Regions from separate parts of the Mus musculus genome. Here region 1 is linked to region 2. The links are chromatin loops, found by intact Hi-C in ENCODE. Cell type or tissue: heart. All regions are shown on one strand. Links, peaks and the distances in the headings refer to the core of each region. The heading gives the core; the rest is flanking DNA.

Region 1 (15,767 bases), core at 4,521-12,520, 47 kb after region 2:
TGGTTACTGTGGTGGCCATGTGTAGTGTTCACTGTTATAGTTAGTCAGGTATTCATTGTGGTGACCGTTGGTGTTATCAACTGCAGTGGTCACTGTCATTACTGTGGTAGTCACTTGTATTGTTCTCTGTGATAGTCAGTCTTAGTGCTCTCTGATGGTTGGTCAGTGTTGGTCATCGATGTGGGCAGCCATAGTGGTTATTGCTGTGGTTGCTGTGGTAGTAGATTGTATTCACTGTGATCCTCAGTTATAGTGGTCACTGTGTGGTCAGTGTGGTCACTTGTAGTGTCCACTGTGATGGTCACTCAGAGTAATTCCTTCCAGTTGGTTTGACTAATTATTGCTTAATAATTACATATTTGAAGGTATTAAAATATAAGCTAGATATTTAAGACAAATACTGCATATATTCTCTCTTTGGGGAAATCTAGGTTTAAAAAAAAAAGACAAAGAGAGAAGGAATAGGGCCAGGATGAATGAGACAGTTTTGAGGAAAATTGCAAAAATAAAAAGTGCCAAGGAAACTTTAAAAACTTAGCTTTGAGGGGCTTGAGCCATGATTCAGTAGTTAAGAGCACTTACTGCTCTTACAGGGGGATGGGGTTCCATTCCTGGTGCATGCATAGCAGCTCACATCGTTCATAAATAGCTGTAGTCCAGAGGAGCTGACTCCCTCTCTGAGCTCCGAAGGTACTAGGCACACGTGTACACAGACGTGCACGCAGGCAAAACACTCATGTGCATGAAAATAGATAAAGCTTTGTTAAAAATTATAGGTTTTAAAATTTAGCACTATTTTTTTTGTTGTTTTTACAATGCTAGTCATAGAACCCAGGGCAAATTGTGCTCTCTATATAGCCCTGGTGGCCTGGAAGTCATCATGCAAGCCAAAATTCTCCTGTCTTTACCTTCTAAGTGCTAGGATTAAAGATGTGCGCCACCATACCTGGCACCTCCAGCCTTCTTAATATATGACATTTTAATAGATTTCTTGATGCATACTCTTTAAATATTTTTTCACATTTATTGATAGATTGTGTGCACATACTACATGATATGTGTATGGAGGTCAGAGCACAATTTTGGAGAATTGTCCTTCCATTGTGTGGGTTCCAAGAATTGATCTTAGGTGTCAGGCTTGGAAGCAGTGTCACTGGTCTCGGGTCTTATTATTAGAGGAGACATTGCTACTTTTATTGTACTAGTCTATAGAAAGTCAATTTGTATGAAATAAATGAGATGACATTTAGTTTCTTAGGCATATTTTCCTTAAAAAGTATACTTTGGGCTGGTGAGATGGCTCAGTGGGTAAGAGCACCCGACTGCTCTTCCGAAGGTCCGGAGTTCAAATCCCAGCAACCACATGGTGGCTCACAACCATCTGTAACAAGATCTGACGCCCTCTTCTGGAGTGTCTGAAGACAGCTACAGTGTACTTACATATAATAAATAAATAAATCTTAAAAAAAAAGTATACTTCATAATTAAAGTTACTGTCTTTGTTTTGGTTTTATTGATGTGAAGAGATACTATGACCAAGGCAACTCTTATAAAAGAAAACATTTCATTGGGGCTGAGTTACAGTTGAGAGGTTGAGTTCATTGTCATCATGGCAGGAAGTATGGTAGCACATAGGCAGACATGCTGCTGGAGGAGCCAGGAGTTCTATGTTTTGATCTGAAGACAGTGAGAAGACTGGACATGTTTCACACTGGGGGTAGCTTGAGCATTTAAGTCCTCAAAGCCCCACCTCCACAGTGACATATTTCCTCTAACAAGGCCACATCTCCTAATAGTGCCAGTCCCTATGGACCAGGCATTCAAATACATGAAGTCTATGGGGACCATACCTATTCAGACAACCAGTTACAAAAGCCAAGGATGTTAAACATGGTTATAATCCAAGAAATGCAGTCAATTCCAAGGGAAACTCACTGTGGCATCCTTTTTGGCAGGTGTCTACTGTAAGAGTCATTGAAGAGTTCCATTATCACCTTTGCCAAAAGCAAACAAATGGGTCTAGAAGTGTAAAACTATTTAATACTCCAGTGCCTTGAACCTTCCCAGCTGCCCTCTAAGATGGGGAAGCTTCCTGCTCCCCTCTCCCTCTTTTTCCTCTTCTCAGATGCCTTACGATATACACATACACACTGAGAGGTCCACCTAGTTAAAATCATTGGATATCCATGACAGATTCTTATCTAAGTATTTGAAAAAGCAAACTTTTGCCTTGACGTTCTTACCCGTGTTTTCTCCTTTTACTTCCCAGGCAGCGTTTGTGTGTGTCTGCAGAGTTTTGCACAGAGTCTGTTCCCATGCAAACCAATGAGGGAGAAGTAGAGGAAGAAAGCAGCTCCCAGGTCAGTACACTGCTCGGCAGAGCAGCAGCTGGAGTAGACGCTGAGCGGCAGTGGCTGTGGATGGACTGAGCGCGTGTTCTGGTGTAGGTAAATTTAGAAACTAGACTGATGAGGTCTATCTTCTCAGTTTTCTTCTTCATCATGCTACATGATAACTTAAAAGTAAGTTTTACTGAAGTGTGTGTGTGTGTGTGTGTGTGTGTGTCCGTGGATTAAACCCAAGGTCTAGCTTATGCTAGATAAATTCTCTACTTCTGAGCTATACTCTTATCCCTTTTTAAATTTGTATTTTGAGTCCGGCTCTGGCTAAGTTGCCTAGGCTGTGTGCATGGACTGACTTGGCAGCAAGTCTTGAATTCATGATCCTAAAGCCTCGGCCTCCGAAGCGACTGGGTAATGGTGATTCCTCCTTAGAATACCAGCATTGTAGTGTAAATTATACTGTGAAAATTGCATATACTTATGAAAGTTTGAAACTAACCAGAAATATAGAATGCAAATTTTGCTTTGTGGGATGGAAGGAAACATTGGCTTTCTTGGTTTTTAGTTATTTAATGACATAATAGTTCAAAATCAGATTTAAAATGAGAGAATACAGCTAGAGAACAGCAGCACATGCTTTTAATCTACTTGAGACACTGAGACAGGAGAATTGCCTTGAATTTGAGGCCAGCCTGGGCTATCAAATGAATAGCAATTCATCCAAGCCTACCTAGCAAGTCCTTGCCTCAAATTAACAAAAAGAGAAATTGGACTTTAACTTCATTGTCATCAGTCTTTTTAATTAAAAATATTATCTCCCTGTCTTGATTTTTTTTTATATAAAATCTTGTATTTGTAATGATTTTTGTTAATGTAAAACGTTATCACAGTACTATCTTACCTTAATTTTGGATATCTGTGAATAGAAGGCTTGGAGGATAAGTTGAACATACTCTGTATAATGTGGTTTTGAGCTAAGTCTATTTCCTTTTTTAATAATAACTTTTTAATGTTTTGCCTGCATGTGTATATGTGCACCCCTAGTGTACATGGAACCTAAGCATGTCAGGAGAGGGTGTGGAACCCCCCGGAACTGGAGTTAGATATGGTTGTGAACCACCGTGTCAGTGCTGGGAACCAATCCTGAGTTCTCTGCAAGAGCAGTGAGTGCTCTTAGTGACTGAGCCATCTTTCCAGTCGACAATAAATAATTCTTATTTGTATGTTGTAAGGTGATATAACAGAGAGTAGTTATTCTCAGGATGGTCACATTTTAAAGAGAGACAAATAAATGTCAAGGTACTAATTATAAACCACCGTGAGGACTATGAAGAACAGAAAATAATACAGAGAGTAAAAAGTGACTAGGAAGAAGAGCCGGGACGGTGGAGGACGGCCTCTGAGACAGATACTAGCTAAAGGACTAGGAGGCCAGCCACGTGAAAAGTGAGGAAGGCAGTGTTCTAGACAGAAGAGAGGGCTGAAGAGCCCCGCCTGTTCCAGGAATGATCAGGTGCCCAGGTGGCCCAGTGTGATAGCAGATTAGAAAAGGGCGTAGAGCCTGTGCTCCTCAAAGGCCACGTGTGGACCTGTTCTCTGGACTGGGCAGCCATTTACAGCTGTTTCCTCTGGGAAGAACAAAATAAATGAGTGTTTGAGCCATCAGCTTTACCCTCTGGAGACTGCTGGGGAGAGGTAGGAGAGGGATTGGAGCCCTGCGTGGTAGCTGTCAGGTGAGAGGGAAGCCCTTGTTCCTGTGACAGTGCTGGAGACAAAGGAAAGGCAGATTTGCAGTGTTTTAAAGTTAACTGGTTTCATCTTAGGAGGGCTTAAGGTCCTTTACATCACAAATCTACAGGAGAGTTTCCAGAAAGAGGGAGATGGCTCAGCTGGCAAAGTCCTTGCCATGCAAATACAAGGGACACACACAATTCTTTCTCCAAACCAGTGATGTGCTGGAATTATGGATACATTGGGTTTAGGTGGTACTGGAGATCAAACTGAGAGCTTCCTTCATGCTGGGCAAGCACCCTACAAATTGATATATATTTATAATTTTTTAAAGAAGTAATAAAGCTAGTCTGGTGGTTTACACCCGTAATTCCATCATCCTTAGGAGGCTGAGGTAGCATTGCAAGTTTGAGCTAGCCTGGACTATATAGAAAGTCCGTATCAATCTCAGCTACATAGCAAGACCTTGTCTCAGGGCACAAACAAAAATAGTGGTGGGAACATCACTGTGGACGATGCCTGCAGTCCAGTCCCTGCCTGTAAGCTTAGCACTGAAGGGGCTGATAACTTGCATCCAGAAGTTTGAGGCCAGCCTCACAAGAACCCATCTATTAAAACATCAGCAAATGACTTACTAAAGTGACAGGGCACGAGAAAACCTGTGAGAGATGGCTTTGCTGCAAATGCTCTGTGTTTGATAGGATGCTGTAATTTATAATAATAAAAATTATAAATAGACACAGATCAATTGTATCCACTAGTTTGTGAAGTAATAGTCATTGAATACGGGGATGGACGAGTTGAGGTATAGATGAGACAAAAAGAACAGATTCTGGACAAGTGTTGAAGCCTGGAGATGGCTGTGGAGAGGTTCATTCACATTTATTTTCTACATATATAACAATTCCTCTAATAAAACATTTTAAAAGCTTTGTACGTTTTTGTTTCTTTTTTTTAAAAAAAAGGTTTATTTTATTTGTATGAGTATTGTGCCTTCATTCATATACATGTACACCATGTGTGTGCCTGTTGCCATGGATCTCCTGGAACTGCAGTCACAGACAGTTGTACGCTGCGTGTGGGTGCTAGGAATGGAACTCTAGTGGAACATCCAGTGCTTCTAACCGCTGAACCATTTCTCCAGCTCCTGTTTCTGTTTCTTGAGACAGGGTCTCCTTAAGTCGTCCTGGCTGCCCTGGAACTTGCTCTATAGACCAGGTTGGTCTCAAACTCAGACTGCCTGCTTCTGCCTCCCGAGTGCCGGGATTAAAGACGTGCACTCCCACTGCCAACCAGCTCAAACACATTCTTTTTTTTAAGACTAGAGAAGACCATGATTGCTTGAGAAAAGAAAAGAATGAGTGGAAGGGTCGGAGTTGAAATATAAAACGGATTTACAAGGTTGATGGAAGCTAGGAACCAGTGAGTCGTGGGGTCTGAGCTCAGGCCAGCTCCTGTTCCCAAGGGCCAGGGAGGAAGAAGTTAGAGGACAGAGAGTGAGTCAGCTTCTCTTTGTATCATCTTAAAGATGGAGTCACTGATCTAGACAGTGGGCTGAATCATCGAGAACATGAATAACAAGATTTCCTCTTGAAGGGAAAGGTTTAGAGATGAAACTGTGGAGCAGACCTAAAAATATTAAAAATAAGAATGCTGGTTATTACATTTACAGGATACTGAGAGAACGTTAAATAGAAAACAAAGATGCTTCAGGGTGCCCTGGGGAAGGGCAGCTTCTTGGAGCATGATGTTCCTCATGAAGGGAATCTCTGTGCTTTTTCCTGGAGAGAAATGCTCACGTTCGGAGAGGATTAGAGATGATGTGTTTGTCCAGAGTTGGGAACTGTAGATTCTAATTTTTTTCTCTGCCAGAAAGAGATGAAGCAGGCAGTAACTTCCAAAATCCACAGTAGGTAAATGATAGATAATTCTAAAATTATATAAATATGTACTTTCCATTGTTGCTTTCTTACTACTTTTTGACTTTTAAAACTATTCTTATTATTGATGATGTGTGGACACACATGCCACACATTATACCTGTGGAGGTCAGAACACAACTTTATGTAGTCCGCTTTTTTATGGGTTCCTGGGGCTTCAACTCAAGTCATCAAGTTTATACAAAAAGCACGTTTGACTTGTCTCACCCACTCTATTATTACCCTTCCTTTCCTGTTGGTTTTTTGAGACAGGGTTTCTCTGTGTAGCCCTGACTGTCCAGGTACTGTCTGTTGACCAGGCTGGCCTTGAACTCAGAGATCCACCCGCCTCTGCCTCCAGAGCGCCACCCAGAGTGCCTGGGTTCCTTGCTTAGTTTTACTTTTGCCTTTTTCTTTCCTCTTCTCTCTCTCTCTCTATCAATTCAGCAAATATTTATTGATCATTGTTGTGTGCCAGGAACTGTCCAGGTGCTGACACAGAGTTGTTTATTATATTGTGATTTTTGTTTTCTTTTCTTTTGGTGATTGGTGTACTAGTGTTTTAAGTGGAAACAAGAATGTTAGTTTCACATTAGTTTAGGACTGTTGCCTAGCTTCACCCTGAATGGTCACTGGAATGCAATTTTATATGGCCAGTGAGTCTCAGAAATTTAGTGTATTTGCTTGTAGGGAAGTACATATTATAAATACTAAAGATATACACATCAACAGAGTTATCATTGCAAAACTCTAGAAGTCCCCTAAATATTTCTTTCAGAGGCACAGTGCTATTCCTTATTTTTTACCAAGGACCATTTCTTAGTTAATTTCCCCACTGTATATAAGAAAGAACACTGAATACATTCAACACAGTCACCACGAGTCGGTCTTTGTTCCACATTTGCAGAGGTTAAGCATGAGAATTGTGTACTGTAAGGTTTTATTGGCACATCCTGAAGGTAGGAGGTATGCACTTCATTCCTCATCCCCTTAGAGGCTCATGTGACCTACTTCATTTGACATTTATGTGCCTGTTGACCTGAAACACGTTTTATCTGTCACAGTGGCTCTCATTGGATGTAATGATCTTCTTTTCTGGTGCCTTGCCTTGCTACAGCAGAGTGGAGTTGTGTATTAACAGAGGATTAGCACTGTTGTACATTCACTGACATAGTTTAGATCTTAGCTGTTTGGTGTTATCCTTTCTTTCTTTTATTGAGATATTATCAAAAATGGTTTACTTCTATAGGCATCTAGTTAATTAGGTTTATAAGCACTTATTGGGTACTTAGGATTCACGGTGTCCTAGCTATAGGTGTAGCAAGTGAGGCATAGTGTTTGCACACTGGGGACTTGAGTCTACCTGAGAGTCAGATGTAGTCTGTGGTACTGTCATTAAATGCGTATCTACCTTAAAGCATTGTACTCTTCCTTAGAGGAAGCTTCACAGTGAAGAGGGAACGCGTGGACCGAGCTTTGAAGGAAGAATATTAGGTTTCTGGTTTACCCGATTGTGTGGAGGTGGGTAGAGACTGAGCAGTGTGATAAGTAGAAGAACCTGTGTGGATACTCCACTCTGAAGGATGCATCTAGTAACTTCCCATTCCTTTATCGTGGCTTCACATAGTAGAAAAACCTGGCAAGGGTCAGCCAGAGGATCAAGTTCAACATTATCAGTGCTGCCATGTTTCCATTATGTGCCGTTGATATAGTGTGAAGTAGCACTTCTTTCTTATGCCCACTGTCCTACTCTACTCAGAAAAATACAGCAGTGATCCCATTGTGAGGGCATTCTACAAAATTCCTGACTGCAGGTATCAAGAAAAATGAAAAGGTCTGAGAAACAGCCGAGAGGAGCCTAAGGAGACACAATGACTGCATGCAGTGTGCTATCCTAAGTGGGATCTAGGGACATGTGTAAATACTAATGAGATCTCAGTGGAATACACACTTCAGTAAATGATAATGTGTCATTATGGTTCTTTAATTGTGACAAATGGGCCAGGTTAGGATCAGGGTAATAATGAGCATAGACTGGGTTCAGGGTATGTTTAGAAAAGCCCATCTTTGCAATTTTCTTGTAACTCTTAATTTGCTCCAAAAAAAAAAAAATGCAGTTTTTTTTTTACATATATTAAGTTCTCACACCAGCCTTGTGCTGTCGTTAATGACTTGGTGGTAGTTGGCTGAGCTCAGTAGGGCAGTTCTTTCGCTCCAATATTGTATTGGCTGGCTCTGCAATCAGCTGGATGCCCAGTTGTCCAGAAATGTCCAGACAACTCAACCTATGGCTGGCAGCCAGTTGTCAGCTGCCAGCTGGGAGCTCAGCTTGAGGCTGTTGACTAAGCATTGAGGTGCATCTTCATGTGACCTTTCTATTTGCCTTAAGGTGGCTGGGATCCACCAGGGTATGTTCCAAGAATGCAGAAGCCACAGATATCTTAAGGCCCAGCCTCAGAAGTCCTCCATGTTCTGTCAGCTTAAACCAAGTCACAGAAGGACTCCAGATTTAAAGGGCAAAGGCAACATTACTACCTGTCAGTGAGAAGTTTGGCAAAATACTCAAGGCTGTCTTTAATCTCCTACACAGCAAGTAGAATGCTAGATGCCAGAATGAACAAGATGGTGTCAAGAGACTGGATTATTTTAGACTGCAGAGTTTCCAGATTATGGAAAAGGAAATGAAATCCTCATTTTGCTTTACAGTTTTCTCTGATTAGCCTTGTTGGAGGAGATAAACTAAAATATTTGTATGACCTTGAGGTTTCCAAAGAAAGAGAATCTGAATTCCACATGGTAGCACATAACCATAATACTCAGGCTGAGACAGGAGAATTATAAATTCAAGGTCAGCCTGGGTAACACTGTCAGACTCTGTTCCAGAAAATCAGAGAAGGAGGAAGAGTAACAGAGCCAACCCAACCCTGCACATCCATTTCCTTTGGGTCTTGAGCTTTCAGTGTAGGTTCTAATGGGAGGCATGAGGAGGGGAACCCACCACCTTTCTGGGGTAGTCTCCTGATGTGTGTGTACCTATGTATTCCCCCCACACACACACCAAAAGCATATTTGTGGAGGTCAGAGGACAACTTGACAGAGTCCTCTTTCTCCTTTAATCATACAGGTTCCAGGGATGGAACTCAGACCATCAGGCTAGGTGGAAAATTTCTTTACTAGCTGAGTCATCTTACCAGCCCGGTATTTCTTTTTCTTTGTCCTCCCCTCCCCTCCCTTCCACTTATTTTTTATTTTATTTATCTATTTGGTTTTTCAATACAGGGTTTCTCTACATATCCCTGGCTGTCCTGGAACTCACTCTGTAGACCAGGCTGTCCTCAAACTTACAGAGATCCATCTCTTCCCAGTTGCTGGAACTAAAGGGGTGTGCCACCACTGCATGGCTATTTATTTATAAGAAAAGACTTCATTATATATCCTTTGCTGGCCTGAAACCCACTATGTAGACCAGGCTGGCTTTGAACACCTGTGTCTGCTTCCTGGGTGCAGCTGGGATTAAAGTCTGGCTCCTCCTTTATGTTTCTTTCTTTTTTTTAAAGATTTATTTATTATTTTATCTAAGTACACTGTGGCTGTCTTCAGACACACTCTAGAAGAGGGCATCAGATCTCATTACAGATGGTTGTGAGGCACCATGTGGTTGCTGGGATTTGAACTCAGGACCTTTGGAAGAATAGTCTGTGCTCTTAACCGCTGAGCCATCTCACCAGCCCCCTCCTTTATGTTTCTTATAAAGAACGAATTGTGATAATCATTTTCAACTTCCTGCCTACTTTTGTGTAAATCATATTTTCTTCCATTTTCTTATACTAAAGATGGGAAGCCTGGACCTCATGCATTCCAAACAACTGTTGTACCACTGAGTTATGTCATCAGACTTCTTCCTACTTTTCTATTTTGAGTCAGTCTCACAGTTACCCAGGCAGGCCCTGAATTTACAGTCCTCTTGCCTCAGCGAGGCATTAACAAACTATAACAAGGTTTCATGGCTCTTGAAATCAGGTAATAATGGTGGGTCTCACACAAACATGTTTAGGAGTGGGGTGGGAGCAGCTGAGACAAGTGTGGGAAGGAGGATGCTTGGATGGTAAGAGGTAACAGAAAGGAGGATGTAATAGAAAGGATTTGTTGTAGCTGGTGTTACTAATGTTATTTCTGCAGTTCAGTTTGGTTGATCTTTTCTTTTCATGGTCGTGGCTTACAATTCCAATTCATTTTCCATCATTGAGGGAAGTCAAGGCAGGATCTTGAAAGAAGGCCTGCTTGCTATCCCTTATAGCATTGCTTCTCATTAAGGAACTCACTTCAAAGGCATAGTGGAGCAGGAACCATGCAGGATGCTGCTTACTGTCTGACAGGCAAGTTTATGCTTAGCCAGCTTTCTTTTTAGGGCCTCCTGCCTAGTGATTGCTGCTACCCACAGTGGGCATCGGTTAACAGTCAAGACAATCTCCCACAGACAGTCTCAGACACAAATGTGATATAGGTGTGTCTTAGGGTTTTACTGCTGTGAACAGACACAATGACCAAGGCAACTCTTATAAGAACAACATTTCATTGGGGCTGGCTTACGGGTTCAGAGGTTCAGTCCATTATCATCAGGGCAGGAACATGGCAGCATCCAGGCAGGCATGGTGCAGGAGGAACTGAGAGTTCTACATCTTCATCTGAAGCCTGTCAGGAGAAGACTGACTTCCTTGTAGCTAGGATGAGGGTCTTAAAGCCTGTGCCCATAGCACTGTACCTAACCCTTCAAGTAGCAGGAGAATCTATGAGAAAATCAAGTTTAGAAATGAAGAGAATGAATGTTGTTTCCTGTATAAGGTTTGAGATGCTATATACTATCCTTATCACTAACTCTGCCCTCCAGGTTAGAAAGATACCTGACTGACTGACAGGATAGTTCAGGATGCAGGACAGTGTTTGGAATCACCGAAATGTAATAGATGAACTTGTGAGATTATAGTAAATTGCTATGGCAGAATGTGGAGAGAGAAGTTCAGGGACAGGTGCTGGGAGAAGTGCATGCTTAGGGAACAGAGGAACAAGAAGCTTATTCATCCCTTTAGCTTTATCAGATATTTTATTTGTGCCAGGCTTACAGTGAAGAAGACATTCAGAGTGTCTGAGTCAGGAATTTGCATTGTTGATGCGGAGCCAAACAGAAAACCACATGAACAAATAAGAGGTCCTTCTGGAGTGATCTGTGTTACTCAAGGGAATGACTGAATATGGAAGATGCTTCAGGGAAGCTCTGCTCAAAGAGATGGTACCCGAGCGGGTGTCTAAATGATGGAAAGAAAGTTTTCATGTAACAATATTGGAAAAAAGCATTCTAAGTAATAAATCCACAGGCCCCAATATTGAGTGAGGGAGACAAAAGGAAATAAAATGGAAATCTATATGAAAGCACAAGGCAGAAAAGAATTTCAAAAGGGTAGTGGTGGCTACTCTGTTCAATGTTGGTAGAGATTAGGGAATAACAAAAGTAATAAAAATTTATTGGGGAGGCTGCAAGATGGCTCAGTGGGTTAAGGTGCTTCCACCCTGCCTGGTAACCCACATACAAGTAGAGACAAAGAACTGACTCTGCAGAGCTGCCTCTGAGCTCTACATATACACCATGGTATGCATACACATGCACACACACACACGCACACACACACACACATGCACTTAAACATGCAAGTGAGTACATACACATATACACACAGTAATCATTTTCATATAAATTTATTGAAAGGTGAAAGCAAGGATACAAATATTTGTCTACTTGTGTTGGTAAAAGTATCGTTCACAAGATCTAAAAGGTGGAAAGCAATCAAAATGTTTCTTAATGGGTGAATGGATAAAAATGTGTATATATACATACGTGTGTATATATATGTGTGTGTGTATGTATATGTATGTATGTGTATATATGGAACATGTTTCATCCTCAAAAAGGAAGAAAATCTGGACACGTGTTACAAAATAGATGAGCTTGGTAATACTATGCTAAGTGAAATAAGCAATTAGGAAAAGAAGTGTATCATCTCACTTACCTGGAGTGGTCATGTCATAGAGACAAAGCACAGCGACCAAGAGTGGGGAATAAGGACTTGTTCTTAAGTATCACTGGATTTCAGGTGACACACTTCTTTTGAAGTGATAGAGTATGCTGGTTACACAGCAGTGGGCTTGGTGCCAGTGTGTTCAGTTAATGGTGTGAGGGCAAGGATGTCACCTATAGTCCTAGAGTACCTACCTAGTGTGCTTCAGGTTCTGGACTCCTTCTTCAGAACCGTGTACAAAGCAGTCATTTGTTCTAAGTGTTGGGAGATAAAGTTAAGAGAATCCTCAGAAAGTAAGGTGAAAAATACTGGTGAGAGACACATGGATAAATTAAAAAAAAAATTAGTGGATCAACCCCAGGACTGAACATTAAATAACAGGACTTGTAGGAGGAGAAATCAGAGAGGAGGAAATTGTCAAGAACATAGAGGAAGCCAGGCAGTGGTGCCGCACACCTTTAATCCCAGCACTTGGGAGGCAGAGGCAGGTGGATTTCTGAGTTTGAGGCCAGCCTGGTCTACAGAGTGAGCTCCAGGACAGCCAGAGCTATACGGAGAAACCCTGTCTCGAAACCGCCCCCCCACCCCCCAAAAAAAGTAAAGAAAAGAAAAGATGATAGAGGGAAAGCCTGGCACCTGAAGGAGCTGCTGCCTGGCTGCGGGGCCTGCCCTGTACAAGCAGCAGTGAGGAGAGCTGCACTTAGTGGTTTGCGCTTTAGAAAAATAAACATAATAGAAAATTGCAGAAGATTTTAGAAAAACAACAGAGTTCCCCCAAGCAGAATTTAGAATGACATGTAGCTTCTGTGTGGCAACTGTGGCAGCGTGCAAGCTTACTCTGCTGCTTCTAGGGGGGACAAACTTTACAAAAAGGAAAATTGAGTTATACCATTCCCTGTGATTCAGCTGTATGTGTTATTTACTTTCTAATAACACTGTTTGAAGTAAATATTGATATAAAGAAAATGATGACTCAGATTGGGAGGATAGAAAAGGAAGGGAAATAAGGATTGAGGAGGAGATATTATTCAATATTTAAAACCGTGTATGTAAGACCTGGGCTGTAGCTGAGTGAGTGAGCACTGCCTAGCTTTATAGAAACCAGTTAATCAGGCAGGCAGTCTTCATTGCAGGTTCCAAAATTAAACAGTCATGTTACAAGTGAGAAACGCAAATACAGATTGTAGTTTACTCTTAAAAATTTGGGCAGTAAGAGCAGGCAGGGGGCCTAGAGAGGTCACTCAGCAGTTAGGACCACTTACTGCTCTAGTAGAGGATAAGCAGTTTGTTTCAGCACTGAGGCAGCTTATAGCTGACTAACTCCTGCTCCAGAGGCTCCGACACCGTCTTTTGGCCTCTACAGGCACTGCACCGTGTAGTATACTTACATGTGGGCAAAACACTCATACACATAAAGTAAAAGTAAAAATAAGTAAATCTTAAGAAAATAAAAAAGCAGGCTGGAGAGACGGCTCAGTGGCTCCGAACACTAGCCGCTCTGCCAGAGGACCAGGATTCAGATCCCAGCACCCATATTGGCAACTTACAACTGTCTGTAACTCCAAACTTTGACAGCCTCATACAGACGTACATATGCAGGCAAAACACTGATACACATGAAATAAAAATAAACAATTAAAAAACTGGCGCACACCTGTAATCACCACACTTGGAAGGCTGGAGATTTGAGTTGCAGGTGGTTAAAGATGGGTTAGTTTAAAAAAATAAATAAATAACAGGGAGATATTTGAGACCACAAAGCCAAAAATAAATCTTAGATTAAGAAAGATTGCAAAATCTATGTTAGTTGAAGAGACAGACTTAATGAAAATGGGCATTGGGTGCAAGAGAAAAAAGAACCCTCAGAACCCACGCTGCCTGTTTCCGGCTAAGGTAAAGGAGAGATAGGCCACTTGTTTCAGACAGGTGAAGAATGTGGGGTTATGAAAATTTGACAAAAGATTTCTAAACATGTATCAACCAAAAATTAATACAAAATCAGGTGTCTCATTAACACAAGGTGTTTGGGGCAGTGCATGGATTTCCCAGCTTCAGGGCAGCTTGGTGACCCACAACGTGCGTGCTTTGCATTGCATTGCAGGTGCTGTCAGGTCATGCATCACCAAGGGTTACTGACCACCACCTGACCTGGGATGAAAACGGTTACAGTGTTAGGTACTCAGTGTCTTGCTTTTATGTGTGCATTTATGAAGACAGCTGTCACTGTTGGGATGATGACTACCTTTTACTGTTGTTTCTGTCCATGTGTGTGGCGTATGGATGCGCATGTGTTCCTGTGTGTGCAGCTCAGCCTACCCACTGCTCAGTTCTGCCTTTTATTTGGCTACTTGTGGCCTCTCAACTCTGTGTTCCAGCTGTTCTGCTATTGCTACCTCTCTGCTGCCTCTGCCACTGCTTCACTGTTGTTTCTTTTATTTCCAACTGAGCTGGAAAAGGCAGAGAAAAATTACTTGAGGAAAGTAATTTATTGAGTATAATGTTACAATCATTCCTGCTTGCTTATATAATCATAGCAAACATCTTGTGCAAATGAGGGTTTGTGTTTGCACTAGTCAGTAGTGTCTCTTTCTAGACCAGTCACAGAATTCCTTCTAGTAGGCCATAGGGAAAGTGCACCTTCTCTGGCTGCAGAGTCACCTCAAGTTCATGGAGGTTTCTAATAGCAAAACATCTGGTACTTTGAAACACTCCTCCCTGGGCCTTGTACTTTCAGGAGTGAAAGCAGGCAGCTGGATCATCATGTGTTTTCCTGAATGTGTCAGAGGAGTGTTTAAAACAGCTGGTGCTAGAATAAGAGAGGGCATCTGGCTGTTTGACTGGCAGTCCCTTTGCTCAGGGAAGGTGGGGCAGCAAGGGAGAGTGCAATAGCTCAACAATGCTGAGTCAACACACTGCCTCCCTCCATATGTGCTTATTTACAAGAATGTTCTTATCAAAAGATAAGAACGTGAAGAACTCATCAACAACACCAGTAGTGATTTTAACAGTTTTTAAAGTTCTTTAACAATGCCTAACACCTGCTCAGTGCCCCAGGTACAAGTTCCACTTGGAATCTCATTGAATGTGAGATTAAGGGAGAGAGATTAAGGAGCTCATGTATAGTATAGATTTCTTACTAAGGGGTCTTAGTGAGTTGTGATACTATTTACATAAGAATTAGAAGATTCATTGCTGGGTGGCAGTTGCTCATGCCTTTGGGGTCAGAGGCAAACATATCTCTAGTAAGTTTGGGGCTAGCCTGGTCTATAGAATGAGTTCTGGGACAGCCAGGGCTACACAGAGAAACCCTATCTTGAAAAACAAAAACAAACAAAAAAAGAATTAGGAGATATAGAAGGCTAGGGAGATGGTGGCTTAGTGGCTACACAATCAAGAGAACAGGAGTTTGGTTTCCAGAACACACATACGTTCCAGATGAGTGTGGCAGCCCATTTGTAATTCCAGCATTGGAAGATAGAAATAGGGGAATCTCATAGAAAGCTGATTAATGAGACTAATTATATCAACAGATTCAGGGTTTGATTGAGAAGAGACCCTGCCTCAATGATTAAGGTAAAGAGTGATCTAGGATGATTCCTGACATCCCCTTGGGCTTTCATATGAATGTACACACATTACATGTATACCTACACATGCAGATACCACACATGTGTGCTCACTGTGCACATGGAAGCATGCAAAAA
Region 2 (15,767 bases), core at 3,571-11,570:
CGAGCCGGGCGGGAGGGGCGGGTTGGGGGGGGCGGGTGGAGAGAGCGCGCGCGACCCGAGTGGGCCGCGGCGGGCCGGGGCGCTTGCCCGGGGCGCGCTGTGGGATCGCAATGTGCAGACGTGAGGCGGGGGAGGGGTGTGTGAGGGACGCGCGGTCACGTCGGTCGCGAGGGCCTTGGTGTCCCCAAGTATTGGGGCCGGGACAGACCGGCGTCACGCGCCTGCAGGTGTGAGCGGAGGAAAGGGCTTCCGGGTGGGCCGGTGGCTGTCCGAGCGCTTCGTGTCGCCTAGGGCCCTCTGAGCTGCAAATGCCAGGCGGTGGGGCGCGAGCATCCGGTGTCCCCGCGCGGCGGGCGTGCAGGCTTATGTGCTGGACCCCGATAGCGAGGTTCCACGGGCATCCCGCGAGAGCTGCGTGCGGTCGGGGGTGGGGTGCTGTGGCGAGGCGATGCTCACTTTGGATGAGGAAACAGACGAGGGGCGAGGGGCGGAGGGATGACAGATTTGGAAAGAGCCTTGGGAAGGGTTTGCTACCTAATGCTGGTAAGGTGCCCTTTAATTCCAAACTAACGGATTTGTTAGTCCATGATGGCTAAATAAATATCTGGTCCAGTGAAATTCACTACAGTGGCTATCACGACACCCAAGAACAGCAGCCGTCTCATCCATCCTTAGTCTTGGACGCAGGTCACCCGTCTGAGACTTTGAGCTTCAAGCTTTCTCCTGTGTCTTTGGGCTGCTTGGATTCTGAATAAAGAGTACCAACCAAGACTCCGTGAATAAAAACATCATTTGTACCTCCTTCACAGTTAAACATAGCAGTAAGCTGTACAAAAATCACACATCCTAGCCTTTTGTGAAATGTTTCTCTTCGCTTGTGGGAGATTTCAGTTCTTGACTTTAAAACTATGTGTTCGCCGTGGGTTTTGAACGCTCCTTAAAGAGCAGAGCATGGAGACACTTGTATAGCATGAGTATCGATGTAGTAAGTGGGAGGGATATCAGTGTAGTAGTAGTCTCTACAGGTAGGCATATACTGGATAACCAGTATCCAGAATACAGATTAGACTGGTTTGTCCCACTTGGGATGCATGCCTCTGTGTGTTTTGTTTTGTTTTGTTTTGTTTTTGAGACAAGGTCTCATCATGTAGCCTCCGCTGGCCTCGAACTGCTTTGTAGACCAGGCTGGTCTGGAACTTACAGAGATCCACCACCTGCCTCTTTCCTGAATGCTGAATTAAAGAGGCTCAGCTTGTTCTTCACTGTTTTTAAGGGCTTGTCTTAAACTTGATTGTCTGAGTATGTAGTTTCTGATAGTACTTAAAGGAGTAAAGAAAACAAAACAAAATAAACTGTCCATGCTACATGGCTCTTTTAACCCATCATATCCTTGAAATCTTCCCTACAAACAGAAACTCTTTTTTTGTTGTTGTTTTTTGTTTTTCGAGACAGGGTTTCTCTGTATAGCCCTGGCTGTCCTGGAACTCACTTTGTAGACCAGGCTGGCCTCGAACTCAGAAACCCGCCTGCCTCTGCCTCCCGAGTGCTGGGATTAAAGGCGTGCGCCACCATGCCTGGCCAAACAGAAACTCTTAAATGGTTTTTGGTTTTTATTTTTGTCTTATGAGACAGGGTTTTTAAAATGTTTTAGAATCAAAACAATACTTTTGCTCCCTGTTAGTACTGGCTACTGTTCATTGTATGCTTACGCTGTGTATGTCTTCCTCTCTGTAGATTTTTAAATCCTTGCTTGAAGCCTGTAGGGCAGAAACTGTCATTGTGGGAGGGATGAGGACAGGGCTCCCAAGAGCCATGCAGCTAGGTTTAATCTCAGGTCTCTTTGGTGTTTTGTCTTTGGTGTTTTGTCTTATTTTCACCTACTGAATCATCCAGAGGGAGAGACGCATAAAGACCACCGAGAAGCAGAGAAAGGGAGGAAAGGAGAATCCACTGACTTCACTGCCTGAACCCGGCTTAAGACTGAAATGTTAAATCGAGACTATTCTTGTTTTAGAACTAAGCACCTTTAATAAAATACGTCCAATCTTTGTTTTTTTTTAATTGACATACTCATTGTACATAGTACTGCAAAGCTCTGTTTTTGTTTGAATTTTTACATTTCTTTCTTCCTTAGGTCTTGTTATGTGGCCCACCTGGTCTCATACTCGTGATCCTTGTGTCTTGACTTCCCCAGTGGAGGAATTACAGATCTTTGCCACCTCAAAAGAGTCAGTCCATCACCTTCTCCCTTTTGGGGTGTTGTTTTGTTTTGTTTTGAGATCTCACTCTGGACCAGGATACCCTGGAGTTCATTATGTTGCCCAGGCTGGACTTGAACTCTTGGCCTGCCTTAGCCTCTTGAATGCTAGGATTATAGGAGTAAGCCACAGCGTCCAGCTTCTGAAGACTTTTCCTTTCTGTCTCTGTCCACTCGTTCCTTATTCCCACTCAGGTCTCTTAGAGCTCCTTTTTATTTTTGTAGTTATCAGCCTGTGATTCAGGGCCATGTCTGTTTTGTTCGCCATGAATGCCAGAGCCTGTTCAAGTGTCAGGTATACAGCAGACTCCTGGAAAATATTTGTTGACTATGTTATGAATTTGACTTTTACTCTTAGTATTTATTGTTATTTTTAAATTTCTTGTAGCCTTGGCTGCCTCCCTCCCTCCCGAGAGTGTCTGAGATTTGATGCCACTCTTAAGAGAGCTTTCCACATAAAGATAGGTCTGAAATCACTGTGTGGAGCTTTGGACTGAACGCATTACACCCTGGTTGGGTTGTGCAGGCTGGCCTAGCGTTGCACCTGTTACTCTTCTCTGTCTCAGCTGCTCTTGATTTCTCTCTCCTCTCTGCAGCATGTTGATTCTAGAGACCTTGTATAGGTTCCAGCCCAGCAGCCGGCTTGCCCTTTGACATTTGCTGCCTTTGACATTGACAACTGCCTCTAGTGTTTCACCCCTACACATTGCCCCCACACTAATCTTCCTGAAAGATTGCTTTATGTTTTGTGCTCCTTCCCAAATCTACCACAAACACTTAGGTTGGAAATCCTCAATGGCGTTTGATTGCCTAAAGAGTTTAAGCGCCTTTGCCTGTTATTTACAGATCTTTGCACTGGTACTGCCCAGTAGAAATAGAAAGCAAGCCACAAACGTGAACCACATATGTAATTTAAAAATTTCTAGTAGACACATTAAAAAGTAAAAAGAAAGGGTGAAATTGATTTTTGTAACATTTTACTTACTTCAATATATTCAAAACATTAGTATTTAAATATGTTATCAGTAACAAAACAAAACAAAAGTACTAGTAGGGTATTTTAAAAGTCTTTTTTTCATGTTAAGTTTTTCAAATCTAGAATGTATTTTTCACTTGAAACGTCTCAAGCCATACAAAGCAGTTTTCAAATGTTCTATAGCCATGTGTTGTTTGTGGCACCTTATATTGGACAGAACAGATCTTAAGTGTGTCTTCAGCTTAGTGGAAGGACCAGACCTAGGTAATTCCAGCCACTGTCCTTTGTACAACTCAGTTTCTCTCACCTAGAAACATCTTTATAATCCAAACATGCTCAATCTCTTTGAGGGAAACACAAGGGAAACTGAGAGCTCTAATCTTTAATTCTTATCATCTCTGGAACTGTGTATTTCTCTGTATGTGTGTGTGTGTGTGTGTGTGTGTACATATGTTGCAACAGAGACCAGAAGAGAGAGAGAGCACATTAGAGTCCCAGAAGCTAGGCAGAGGTGGTTGTGAACCATCCGTGTGGGTGCTGGCATCTGAGTACTGGGGAGGCTGCAAAGTGCTCTTAATCTCTTAGCCATCTCTCCAGCCACTTCTCTGGAGATTTTTACCATTCTTATTGTTTTTATTAAAGATGCATTCTCCTTTGTTGTCCAGGCTGGCCTGGAATATCTGGGTTCAAGTGATTCTTCATCCTTAGTCTGCTGACTAGCTAGGAGTACAAGTAACAGGACACTGTATCAGATTTAATGTCATTTCTTCTCATATTATTTTATATTGTAACAGTTTACAGTCAATTTGTGTTGTAATCACGGGTGATAAGGCACAAGCACTGACTAATGGTTATCTGATGAATTAGAGCCAGTGACAGTAGTACATAGCCTCCCTCTTCTTGTCAGCGTGTGCCTGCCGAGTAACAGCTTGGTTGTCCTGGACTGTGTGTATTGACATCTTCCTCCTTGGATGCTCTGAGAACAGAGCTTTGCCTTCCTCATTTTTGCTCCTGACCTGGCTTGTGCTAGGAAATCTATAGATCTGTATGCTGATTTTTGTGTGTTTTGTTGTTTTCAAGACAGGGTTTCTCTGTGTAGACTTTCCTGGCTGTGTTTGAACTCACTTTGTAGACCATGTTGGCCTCAAATCCAAAGACCCACCTACCACTGCCTCTTGAGTGCTGTGATTAAAGGTGTGTACCACCGTGCCTAGCCCACATGTACTATTTAAATATTTCTAGTTAGATAGTAGTTAACACTCTGTCCTTTGAAGACAGAGGATCATAAACTGTGAGAGGCTTTTGGTTCAGTGCTAAGGATTGATTGAATCAGGGGCTTTGTAAATGCTGAGCACGGACATTTTGCCATTAGGCTAAATCTCTAGCTCTCCAGCATATTTTTATATTCCTCCTTTTTTGAGTGTACATTTATGTTTTTCCCCTTTATTGAGGTATTAACTGATGTTCAGAAAGCTAAGGATATTTAGTGTATGTAACTTGTATATTTGGAGTAGATTTGCTTCTTAAAACAAAACTGTTCATACTGGGCATGGTGACAGATGCCTTTAATCCTAGCACCCAGGAGACAGAGGCAAACAGATCTATGAATTTGAAGCCAGCCTGATCTATGTAGTGAGTTCTAGGATATCTGGACTATACATTGAGACTTTTATCTCAAAAAAAAAAAAAAAAAAAAAAAAGGTTAAAAATTTAAAAAGCTGTGATAGCCAGGCATTAGTGGTACATAACTTTAAACCCAGAATTTGGGAGACAGGCAGTCGAATCTCTGTGAGTTCGAGGCCAGCCTGGTCTACAAAGTGAGTTCCAGGACAGCCAGGGCTACAAAGAGAAACCCAGTCTCAAAAAGCAAGCAAGCAACTGTGCAGGGCTGGGCGATGACTCATTTAGTAAGGAACCTTTATAAGCATGAGGGCCTGACTTTGGATCTAGAACTCATGTAAACAATTGAGCTTGGCTGTGCAGGCTGTAACCCCAGCCTCGGAGGGGAGCTGAGAAGAAGCTTTGCTGAAACTCACTGGCCAACAGCCAGCTTAGCCGAGCCAGTGAGCCTCAGTGGAGACCCTGTCAGAAAAAGAATGGGGGCAGGCAAGAGAGGCCTGATAGTGGCCTTTGGCGCGTGCACGCACATACTACACATATATACCACATGCATACACAGTCCCCTCACACAAAATAAAAAATGCAAAAACAAATAACTGCTTAGATGTTACAGTTTTCAGGTTGGATCAGATATAAAGTTTGCAAGTGTCCATATAAAGTTTGGTGGTCCATGTCTTTAATCCCAGCACTCGTGAGGCAGAGACAGGAGGATCTCTGAGTTCTAGGCCAGCTTGGTCTACAAAGCAAGTTCAAGTCCAGCCAAAGCTGCATAGTGAGACCCTGTCTCAAAATGAACAAACAAACAAATGTATTAATAAATAAATAAACAATAAAAAAGCAGTAGTAATTTTTATTTGCATCCTGGCATGGTGATCCACATCTGTAATCCTAGTACTCTGAGGGAGAGGCAGGAGGGTTGCAAGTTGCTCTGGGCCTATACAATGAGACCTTGTCTCAGCCACCATCCCAAAAAAGATGTTTAACTTTCCTGAGACTTGGTTTCCTTGTGGTCTGTAAACTGGCTGTGAAAGCAGCTTCAGAAACAGGGCTCCAGTGCAGCTCCCTGAGTATTGGCACCCATGCACATGCCTGTGCAGAGCCACAGCCAAGATGCAAAGTCAGAACCAGGAGCCAGGAGCCAGAAGCCCTCAGTTTGTTTGTGTTGCTGATACTTGCTTTCGTGCCAGCTGTGTTCCAGGCACAGAAATGACTGAGAATTCAAAAACTACAGTGAAAGAAGTTTTTAAAGCCCTTTTCACAGAGAGGTGAAGTGATTCATTCTTCCTAGGAAGACTTCATTTCTCACTGTTCCTTGATAACTTTACTTGTTTATACCTTAACATATATTATGTTTCTAGGTTTCTAGGTCTGTCTGTCTTACTAAATTGTAAGCTTTAAATAAATTTTAAAAAAATGCTTCCTGCATGTTTGTGAATGTGCCTTTGCTGTAACGTGTGCATGGAGGTCCGAGGAAGACCTTGTAGATGTAGAATTGGTTCTTCTCTTCCACCTTTATGTCGCTTCTAGGGATTGAGCTCATTTGTCCACGCTTATACAGCAAGCGCTTTACCCACAGACCCCACTCACTAGCCCAGAGTTTAAGCTTCCGAAAACCAAGACTATTTATCCCTGCATTTCCAAGTACACACTGTACTATGCCTGCCATATTTTAGGCAATCAGAATTCCAGTGAATGCCTCAGACAAATTACTTAGTTCTGCAGCTGTACATAGCTTAGTTGGTGCTTGTCTAGCATACACAAAGCCCTGGATTTGATCCTTAGCACTTTCTTAAACTAAGTGTGGGGAGTGGAGAGGTGGTGCAGTGGTTACTCTCCTAAAGAGCCTGGGTTTAATTTCCAGCACCTACATAGTGGCTCACAGCAGTCTTTAACACCAGTTTCATAGGCTCAAACAAGACCTTCTGGCCTCTGTGGGCAATGCATACATGTGTACAAACCTACACAAACAAACTCACAAAATAAAGAACATTAAGACCCATATGTGGTAGTGGTTTATATTTGTAATCCCATGCATCCTGGCATGGCGCTCCACATCATTAATCTCAGCACTCTTAAGGCAGAGGCAGTGGGGCTGCAGGGTGCTGGGGTAGAGGCAGTGGGGCTGCAGGGTGCTGGGGTAGAGGCAGTGGGGCTGCAGGGTGCTGGGATAGAGGCAGAGAGGTTAAATCTCAAGGTCATCCTAGATTAGCCTAGGAAACATGGGGATCCTACTTCAAAACCAAAACCAGTAACCACATTACTTAGTTTTATAATGCCTTCTTTTATTTTTGTACCAGCTAAAGAATCAAGGCCAGCCTGGTCTACAAAGTGAGTTCCAGGACAGCCAGGGCTATACAGAGAAACCCTGTCTCGAAAAGCAAAACAAAACAAAACAAAACAAACAAACATAAACAAGATCAAAAACAAAAAGCCCTACAGATCTAGTCTGTTATGTGTTTTACCTCAATAGAAAACATTTACTTAGTAAAACAAGTACTTTTACTAAGTAAACAATTTACTTAGGAATAGGAGTGCATGCTTGTGACAGGACTTTTCCTGGGGGGATGTAACACATATCTACTCAACCCCAGATAAAGATCCCACCACAGATCAATGTATGGATACCACCCAAATCTAACTTGGTGAGCCAGTGAGTTTTATTGGTTTTATGGGAGCACAAATGACGAAAGTACAGCTGCAATACCAAGGCTCACCCCAGCATGGGTGACAGCTCACAAAAGCTGGAAACCTGGCACACACTGCAACCTGCAGGCGGTTGTACAGGTTGGAGAATGTCCTATCTAAGTGACTGTTGAAACCTCTTCTAGGGAACTCAGCTGGTTTCTACTGCTTCCAGGCAACTGGAGGGACTTTCCACATTAAATAGATCTATCCTCCTTCCCTTTCTCCCTCTCTCCTTCCTTCTGTCCTTCCTTCCTTCCTTCTTTCTTTTCTCTTTCATTCAGTCAACATTGTCATTATTTTTATTTACCTCTTTTCATATTGAATGCATATGGAGTCAGAACAAGCTACAGGAGTTGGTTTCTCTTCCACCATGTGGGTCCCAGAGATGAAGTTTGGCAGCAAGGACCTTCAACTGTTGAGACATCTCTAACTCCTCTTTGTTTTTGAGCAGGGTTTGACTACATAGCACAAGCTGGCTTCAAACTGCTAATCTTGCTTTGGCCTTCTAAATGCTGGGATTATGGACATGGGCCACCATGCCTAGGTCCCAAGTTCTTTTATTATTACTACTTTTAAAATAAAAATTTAAAGATTTATTTATGTGTATGAATGTTTTGCCTCCATGTTTGTTTGTGCACACATCTCTTCCTGATACTCATGGTGGTCAGCAAAGGTATCAGACCTCCTGGAACTCAAGTCATGGGTGTTAATGAGCCACTATGCAGGTTCTGGGAACTGAATCCAAGTCCTTTGCAAAAACAACAAGTGCTTTCAACTGATGAACCATCTCTTCAGTCCTTTCATTACTTCTTTAATGCTGGGATCAAACCCAGCATGTTGTACATGCAAAGCAAGCATCTACCAATTAGCCTTACCCTGAATCAACTTTTATGTCTGAGTATGTATATACATGTGAGTGTTGGTACCCATGGAGGCCAGAAGAGGCGTTAGATCCCTTGAAACTGGAGTTAAAGGCAACTGTTAAACCTGTTAAAACCACCTGATGTGGGTGCTGGGAACTGAACTTAGGTCCTTCACAGGAGCAGCAAGTGCTCTAAACTGCCAGTCCATCTCTCCAGCCCCCTCCTCCCAAATATTAGAACACTTAAAGTCATTCTGAAGTCCTCTCCAGGGAAGCCAGTCATCACAAGCCAGAGTGGAGCTCGTCTCTTCTGGCTAATGCACTTGTTGGAGACGAGTACCTGTAAACTGTGCAAAAGCTGTCAGGTGGAATTAGAAAGTGATGACTCACGCCAGCTTATCTGTGAGAGCTGTGCAGCACAAGTGACCTCTAGGTCACCTGAGTGAGTGCTGATGCCATCTCTGAAGGGCCAGAGACTGAGCAGTGAAAAGGAGAAAGGTGGAACAGGAGGGACTGCCCAGAAGGGCCTCTGGGCACATGTCTCGGAGAAGATGATTCCTAGAGCTTGGCAGGCTTTGCGTAGTTCCTTCATCTCCCAAGCCAGTGTGAGTTTGATTTGATTCTCAGGCAGAGGTGGAGAAAGGGAGTTGACAGTGGAAAGTCAGCCTGCTTTCTGTCAACTACTCCTCTGTAATTTCAATAGCTCTTTCCTTTCTGTCCTCTTCTGTGTTAGTCTGCTTTAAATTACTGTAACAGACTTGAGATAAATCAACCTAAAAAAAGAAAAGGAAAGGAAAGGAAATAAAAGGAAAGAAGAAAGGGTTGAACTAGAGGACACTTACCTAGCATTTGTGAAGTCCTGAGTTAGATGTTTAACACTGAAGCAAACTAGAATGTGTTTTATCTCACAGTCTCATAGTTTGGGTGGTTTGGGTCCATGATCTGTTGGCTTGATGCTTTTGGTCTGAGGCAAGAATGCACATAATGGAGGGTTTATATGATAGAGGAAGACTTCACCAAGTGAGAAGCAGAAAGTAAGGAAGAAAAGGGGCCAGTACCATAGTGTACCCTTCCAGGGAACATTCCCCATGACCTAGTTTACTTCCACACCTATTCATAGCGTTGTGAGCTGGGCATGGAGGCACACATCTTTGATCCCAGCACTCAGGAGGCAGAGGCAGGGGACCTCTGTGTTCCTGGCCAGTCTGGTCTACAAAGCAAGTTCCAGGACAGCTAGAGCTACACAGAGAAACCCGGCCTTGGAGAACAAACCAAACCAAGACAAAAAGCATTCTGTGTTAGAGACAGTCCTCAGGATTCAGACTGTAGTACTATAGACTGCCTTCCTTTCCTGTATCACTCCTTCCCTGGCCATGCCGTATTTTGCTTCTTTCTATAATCACTAAACTTTTTAAAGGAACAACCATGGTGTGGGATGTGGTACACACATGTACAATCTTAGCATTTGTGGGATAAGAATTATTTTCAGAACGGTAGGTTATTAAACACTGGTGGTACTGATTCACTCATATGATGCTATGTGACTGGTATTAGGTAAATGTGTGTGTGGTCTGGGTACTTACTTATTGTCCCAGATTGAAAAGGACTGAAGAGATGCTAGATAGGTACAATGAGTGTGGTTTATTCTGTAACACAGTTCTGGAGTATCTTATTTTTTAAAAATATAATATGCAATCTGGGAACTCAAAGCTAAGAAGATGGCTCAATTGATAACATTCTTGCTGTGCAGTTATAAGGACCTGAGTTCATATCACCAGCACCCAGGTAGGAGACAGGCATGGCAGCATGCTCCTTTAACTCAGATGGGGAGGAGGAAGCCGGAGGATCCTAGGCCTCACTGCCAGGCAGTGAACAAAAAAGTGAGAGACTGTGTCTCAAAATGAGGTGGAGTATGATAGAGGAAGACACCCATAGTTGACCTTTGGTTTCCATAGGCACATCAAAGAGGTCACGTGCACACACCACTAACGTTCAAAGTAGAAAGTGGGTCTGTCTTGCTAACATTCACAGTAGAGCAGGAGAAATGTCTAAAGCAGTTGCTAGGTACAGAGTTCTGGTCTGGAGGAAGAAATCCAGATAAGAACAGAGACTACTGCTCTGAAAGAATTGTCGCTCTCCTGCACAAGCCGTGTTGATGGTGCATCAGGCTCAGTGACAGTCTTTTCACGGGATTTTTTTACCCAGGGGTATGTCTCTGTCCTAATATATAAGTCTCTGAGTAGATGAACTGTGAACTACTGACTTTAAAATACTTGTTCACCATCTACTTTATCATGTTTTACTCCAAAAATGTTGTATTTTTACAACAATATGCTTAACATTTATGATGATTTATTTGCATTTTGGCATAGTTCCTTTAAAAAACAAAACCCCCAGCACATTCATTATCGCAATTAACCAGTGTGGGGAGCTGGGAGACACAAGTCTCCACAGAGAGGGGGCTATGCACTCTCCATGCTCCTGATTTACATGGCTGGCTGGCCGGCCAAGGGGAAGTACACACACACACACACACACACACACACACACACACACACAACAGAAAATACTCTTTCCCCACTCCCTCCCTCTCCTCCCCCCTTTACCTCTCTCCAAATCACAGTGAAAGGCTCTTTGTAAGACTAACAAAAACAAAACTAGAATGAAAATGTGAAAGGCATCACATTTTAAACCAGCGAGGGCTGGCTTGAAATGTTTAAACAGGGGACCCTGTGCTCCCTGCATGGCTTGTGACTCTGCCGCAGCACTGTGTGCCAGGGCCTGTGCTGATGCCCTGTTTGCTTTGGAAGCTGATGCACTCCGCTTCTTTGCTGCACTGAGGAGTGTGGACGACACTTTCTTGTTTGCCCTTAACCTCCCCATCCTTGAGGCTGAGGACTCATTCAGGTTGCTTCTTAGAAAAGCGACCCCAGAGGCTGGAGCCTACTCTGCCTTACTTGCTTGCAAATTGTCGACTTTCTTGGATACCCTCACCAGTCACTTCTCTCTACCTGGATCCTGAAATCTGCTGATACTGATCTTGAAATGGTGTCCTGTCCTTTAGTTATTTTTGCTGTGGCTTCGAGCTGGTTTTGTGTTTGTTCTGCTTTGGTTTTTGTTTGTTGGCTTGCTTGTTTGAGACTGGGTTTCGCTGTGTTGACCAGGTTGGCTTTGAACTTGAGGTCTTCCTGCCTCGGCCTCAAAGGTGGCTCAGATTGTGCACTCCGTACTCTTGCAGCTTTGTGGACTTCTGGCTTCTGTTTCCAAGCCACCAGCCTGATTTGAAGTCATCCTCAGGCTGTGTCTATAGATTGTTGAAGTAGCTGTCTGCCAGTTGTCCCATTTCTCTTTGCTCAGAAAACATTTCCTACCCATTGTTTTCTTTTCCCTCATTGAAAACCACATGCTTCCTTATTCTAGGAAATTAATTCTTGTCTGAGCCAGGTGCCTTTACTTTTCCAAATCTACCAACTCCCATTCCCAGTTTTTTATCCCTGACTTATCTGGTACAATCTTTACTTCATTTTCCATATGATTTTTTTTCCTTTCGGCTCTCTCTTTTTTTGAAGGTTTGATTTATGTAAAATATTCTCTCTGCATCTGCCTACCAGTTTATTTTTTTCTCTTACTGTCAGAATTTCCTGGGCTAAAGAGACAGTGACTTAGTGGGTAAAGTGCTTGCTCTGCAAGCCTGGGGACCTGAGTTGAGATGTGCAGTGCATGTCTGTAACTCCAGGAATAGGATCAGAGATAGGCAGGCCCTGGGGCTTACCAACCAACCAGTCTAGGAGACACAACAGCCCCAGGTTCAATGAGAGACCATGTCTCAGAAAGGACAGTGGAAAGCAATGGAGTAAGACACCTAGTGTTACTCTTTGGCACATGTGGCTTAGTGCAAACATATATACACATACACAAAGGTTTCTGTAAACATTATCTTCCTTGAAATATTTCTTAGCCAAAGGCCCTCCACATTGTGCATCCAGAGGTGCTCTTTTAGGCAAAATAATAGGTGCAGTTTATTATTACTATTGATTATTATTATTATTACTATTATTATTAAATGTGCAAAAATATAATTTTATAAAAGAATACAAAAATGATAGATACTATATATTGAGGTCACTACATTCGGCCAGTATGAAGAGCCTGTTCAATGTCAAGATGAGAAGACAGTTCACATACTCCAAAGAATAGTGAAAAAAGAAACTAGCATGTGGCAAAACAGTTTTGCTCAAAATTGAATATTTGAATTCTAATTTTTTATGTGGTACAGAGGATTGAACCCAAGGTCTACCACTTGCTGGTCAATGACTCAATATCAAGCTGTATCCAGAGGGGCTGGTGGCCTTTTCCCCTCCTCCTTTTTTATCCTCTTCCTCCTTCCTTTCTTCCCCCTCCTCTTCCTCCTCCTTTTCCCTTTCTTCTTTTCTTCTTTTTCTCCTCTTCCTTCTCCCTATTTCCTCCCCCTCCTCCTTCTTCCTTCTTCTGTTTTTTGAGACAGTTTCTCTTTGTAACTCTGGCTGTCCTGGAACTTTCCAGGCTGGCCTCAAACTCACAGAGATCTGCCTGCCTTGTGCTTCCAAGTGCTGGGATTAAAGACATGGAAATCACACCCAGTTCCAGAGGCTTTCAAAAATACTTTATTTTTTAAGTGTGTGTGTGTGTGTGTGTGTGTGTGTGTGTGTGTGTACATGAATGGAATGCCTGGTGAAGATCAGCAGAAAGTGTTAGATCCTCTGGAGCTGAAGCTTTAGGCAGCTAATAGGCAGCTATGAGTTGCTCCAGTGAATACTCGGAGCCAAGCCTGCTTCTCTGCAAGAGCATTATGGGTACTTAACTGCTGAGTTATTTCTCCAGTCTGACTTGTTGGTTTGTTTTTAAATTGATATAACGAGAGTATATTGAACTAGGCAAACTTTGTTAATTTCATTTACTGGTTCTAGTGACATTTTACTATATATACTTTATATGTACATTTTACTCTATTTTTTACTATCTATCTACCTATATTTAAAAGATACATTTTTTTCTGTATTTGTGAGTGACTGCATGTTTGTCGGTGTGCCACATACAGGCTGTGCCCATGGAGGCCAGAATCTGATCTTCCCGGGACTAGAGTTATAGATGTTGTGAGCTGTGCTATGTGGATTCTGGAAACCAAACACAGGTTCTCTAGAAGAGCAACCCATGGTTTTATTCACAAATCCATCTCTCCAGCCCCTGCAGATATTTATATTTTAAATATAAATATTGGGTCAGCACAACTGGTAGGTAAAGTCACTTGCTGCCAAGCCTGACGATCTCAGGCAGTCTCTGGGTCCCACGTCGCTGACAGAGAAAAGTGACTCCCACAGGTTGCCCTCCATACTGGCACCTAACATAATAAATACAATAAAACCTTTTTTAAAAAATATAGACTGGGTGGTGGAGCCACAGCCTGTAATCCCAGCACTTGAGAGGCAGAGACAAGTAGATCTCTTAGTTTGAGGTCAGTATGGTCTACAGAGTGAGTTCCTTAACAGCCAGCAATACACAGAAAAATCCTGTCTAGAAACACACACACACACATACAATTTACAAAGAATGACACTTTTATTTTTTATTTTTCAAGTCTGATTCTACTCCTTAGTCAACTGGCTTAGACTTCAGGTATTATATTGAGCAGAAGTGGTGAGATTGATCATCCTTTCTTTTTCAGGGTAGGAAAAGAACGTTTAATTTTGTACCAATAAATCCTTTACCAGATTATAACATATTCATTCATTCATTCATTTTGAGGAAGGGTCTCATGCAACCCAGATTGGCCTTGAAGCCACTGTGTTCAAGTCCAAGGCTGGACTTGAACTCTTGATACCCCTGCCATCGCTGCCTGACTGTAGTCTGAGTATAGCACAGGCCTCTTGCCCCAAAGAATTACTTTACCCTTCCTTCTACAACCCCCTCTCATTCCCTCTAGCCTCTTTCTCTAACTCTCTTTTACTCTTTCACTGTTTTTAAGAGCTTCCCTTAAAGCTGTCTTAACATGGTGGTTTCTTTGTGGGAATGTTTTGGTACCAAATTCAGATTATCTAGCAGTTATATTACTGTTCATGTTCTCCATCTTCAACGAGCCTTGGTGATTTTCTGTTTTACTGAAGTTGTCAACTTTACTGGTATAACACTGCTTATAATTTTCTCTTACCACTCTTTCCCCCCCCCCTTTGAGATTTATTTTGTTTATAATTGTGTATGGTTTTGTGCATTTGAGTGCAGGTACTCTCACAGAGGTCAGGAGATGAACGTCAAATTCTTTGGCGCCTGAGTTTTAAGCAGTTGTGAGCCACCCAACCTGAGTGTTAGAAACTGAACTCAGGTCCTCTGCAGTGCACTATGCAGTCTTAGCTGCAGAGCCATCTCCAGACCTACCTGTCTCTTAATATATCAGGACAGTTTGCAGAGGTGTGGCACCCTTTATTCTTGTATTGGTAATTTACAGTTCTGTATTTTTGTCTTTGTTTAACTGGATGGGCAGTAATTTTATTGTTCTTCACAAAGAAGCAAATTTGACTTTCATTTGATTTAATTTATTAACTGTTTGTTTATTTAAGTTTTGGTTTATGAAGCAGGTTCTTATAGACCAGATGAGCCTTGAACTCCGCACTCTCCTGCCTGTACTCCTGGAAGTGTGCCACCACATTTGTTTACATTTTTTTTATTTAACCAAAGGTTTAATGTGAAAATGTATAAGACCTGAGTTTCATGTCACAGTATGCACTGAGGAGTGGACATGTGGAAGTGTTTGCTGTTTCTGCTGAACGCATCCATTTATTTTCCCGTTCCAAGATTTCCTCATCCCATCCCAGCCGTGGTCTGTTGCTCATGGCTGTCATCTCCATGCGGTCAGTCATACACCAGGATCCTTCATAAAGAAATACTTACCAGACATGCCTGCCATCATTTAATTCAATGATAAAGTATTTTTTTGTTATTACTTGTTTTGTTTTCATTTGTACTGGGGATTGGACCTAGAGCTCCAAGTTATATTTCCAGTTATTTTTTTTAATTTATTTTTATTAGGTATTTTCCTCGTTTACATTTTCAATGCTATCCCAAAAGTCCCCCATACCCACCCCCCCAATCCCCTACCCACCCACTTCCCTTTTTGGCCCTGGGGTTCCCCTGTACTGGGGCATATAAAGTTTGCAAGTCCAATGGGCCTCTCTTTGCAGTGATGGCCGACTAGGCCATCTTTTGATACATATGCAGCTAGAGACAAGAGCTCCGGGGTACTGGTTAGTTCATATTGTTGTTCCACCTATAGGGTTGCAGTTCCCTTTAGCTCCTTGGGTAATTTCTCTAGCTCCTTAATTGGGGGCCGTGTGATC

What was found. Hi-C counts contacts between places; a loop is a spot of excess contacts. Peaks named below come from ENCODE experiments on the same cell type or tissue, not always from the same donor. Only the 100,000 strongest peaks of a DNase experiment are listed, where the experiment ranks them.
Region 1: it touches region 2 in a loop (2.6-fold over the local background); 6 of 42 quality-filtered maps call a loop at or near these places.

The regions. Positions count from the first base shown.
Region 1 is chr15:80,757,271-80,773,037 of GRCm38, forward strand. It overlaps Tnrc6b (trinucleotide repeat containing 6b), which reads left to right. Exons shown (of 25, transcript NM_144812.3): 3 at 2,270-2,360. The coding sequence starts at 2,316. Among named protein-coding and RNA genes, the nearest start is that of Tnrc6b, 54 kb to the left of the region's middle. In heart, for the core only: no CTCF peak of the experiment used is centred there; a DNase peak (open chromatin) is centred at 8,291; H3K27ac peaks cover 749 bases.
Region 2 is chr15:80,711,660-80,727,426 of GRCm38, forward strand. All of the region lies in intron 1 of Tnrc6b (trinucleotide repeat containing 6b), which reads left to right. Among named protein-coding and RNA genes, the nearest start is that of Tnrc6b, 8.2 kb to the left of the region's middle. In heart, for the core only: a CTCF peak has its summit at 7,604; DNase peaks (open chromatin) are centred at 5,272 and 5,962.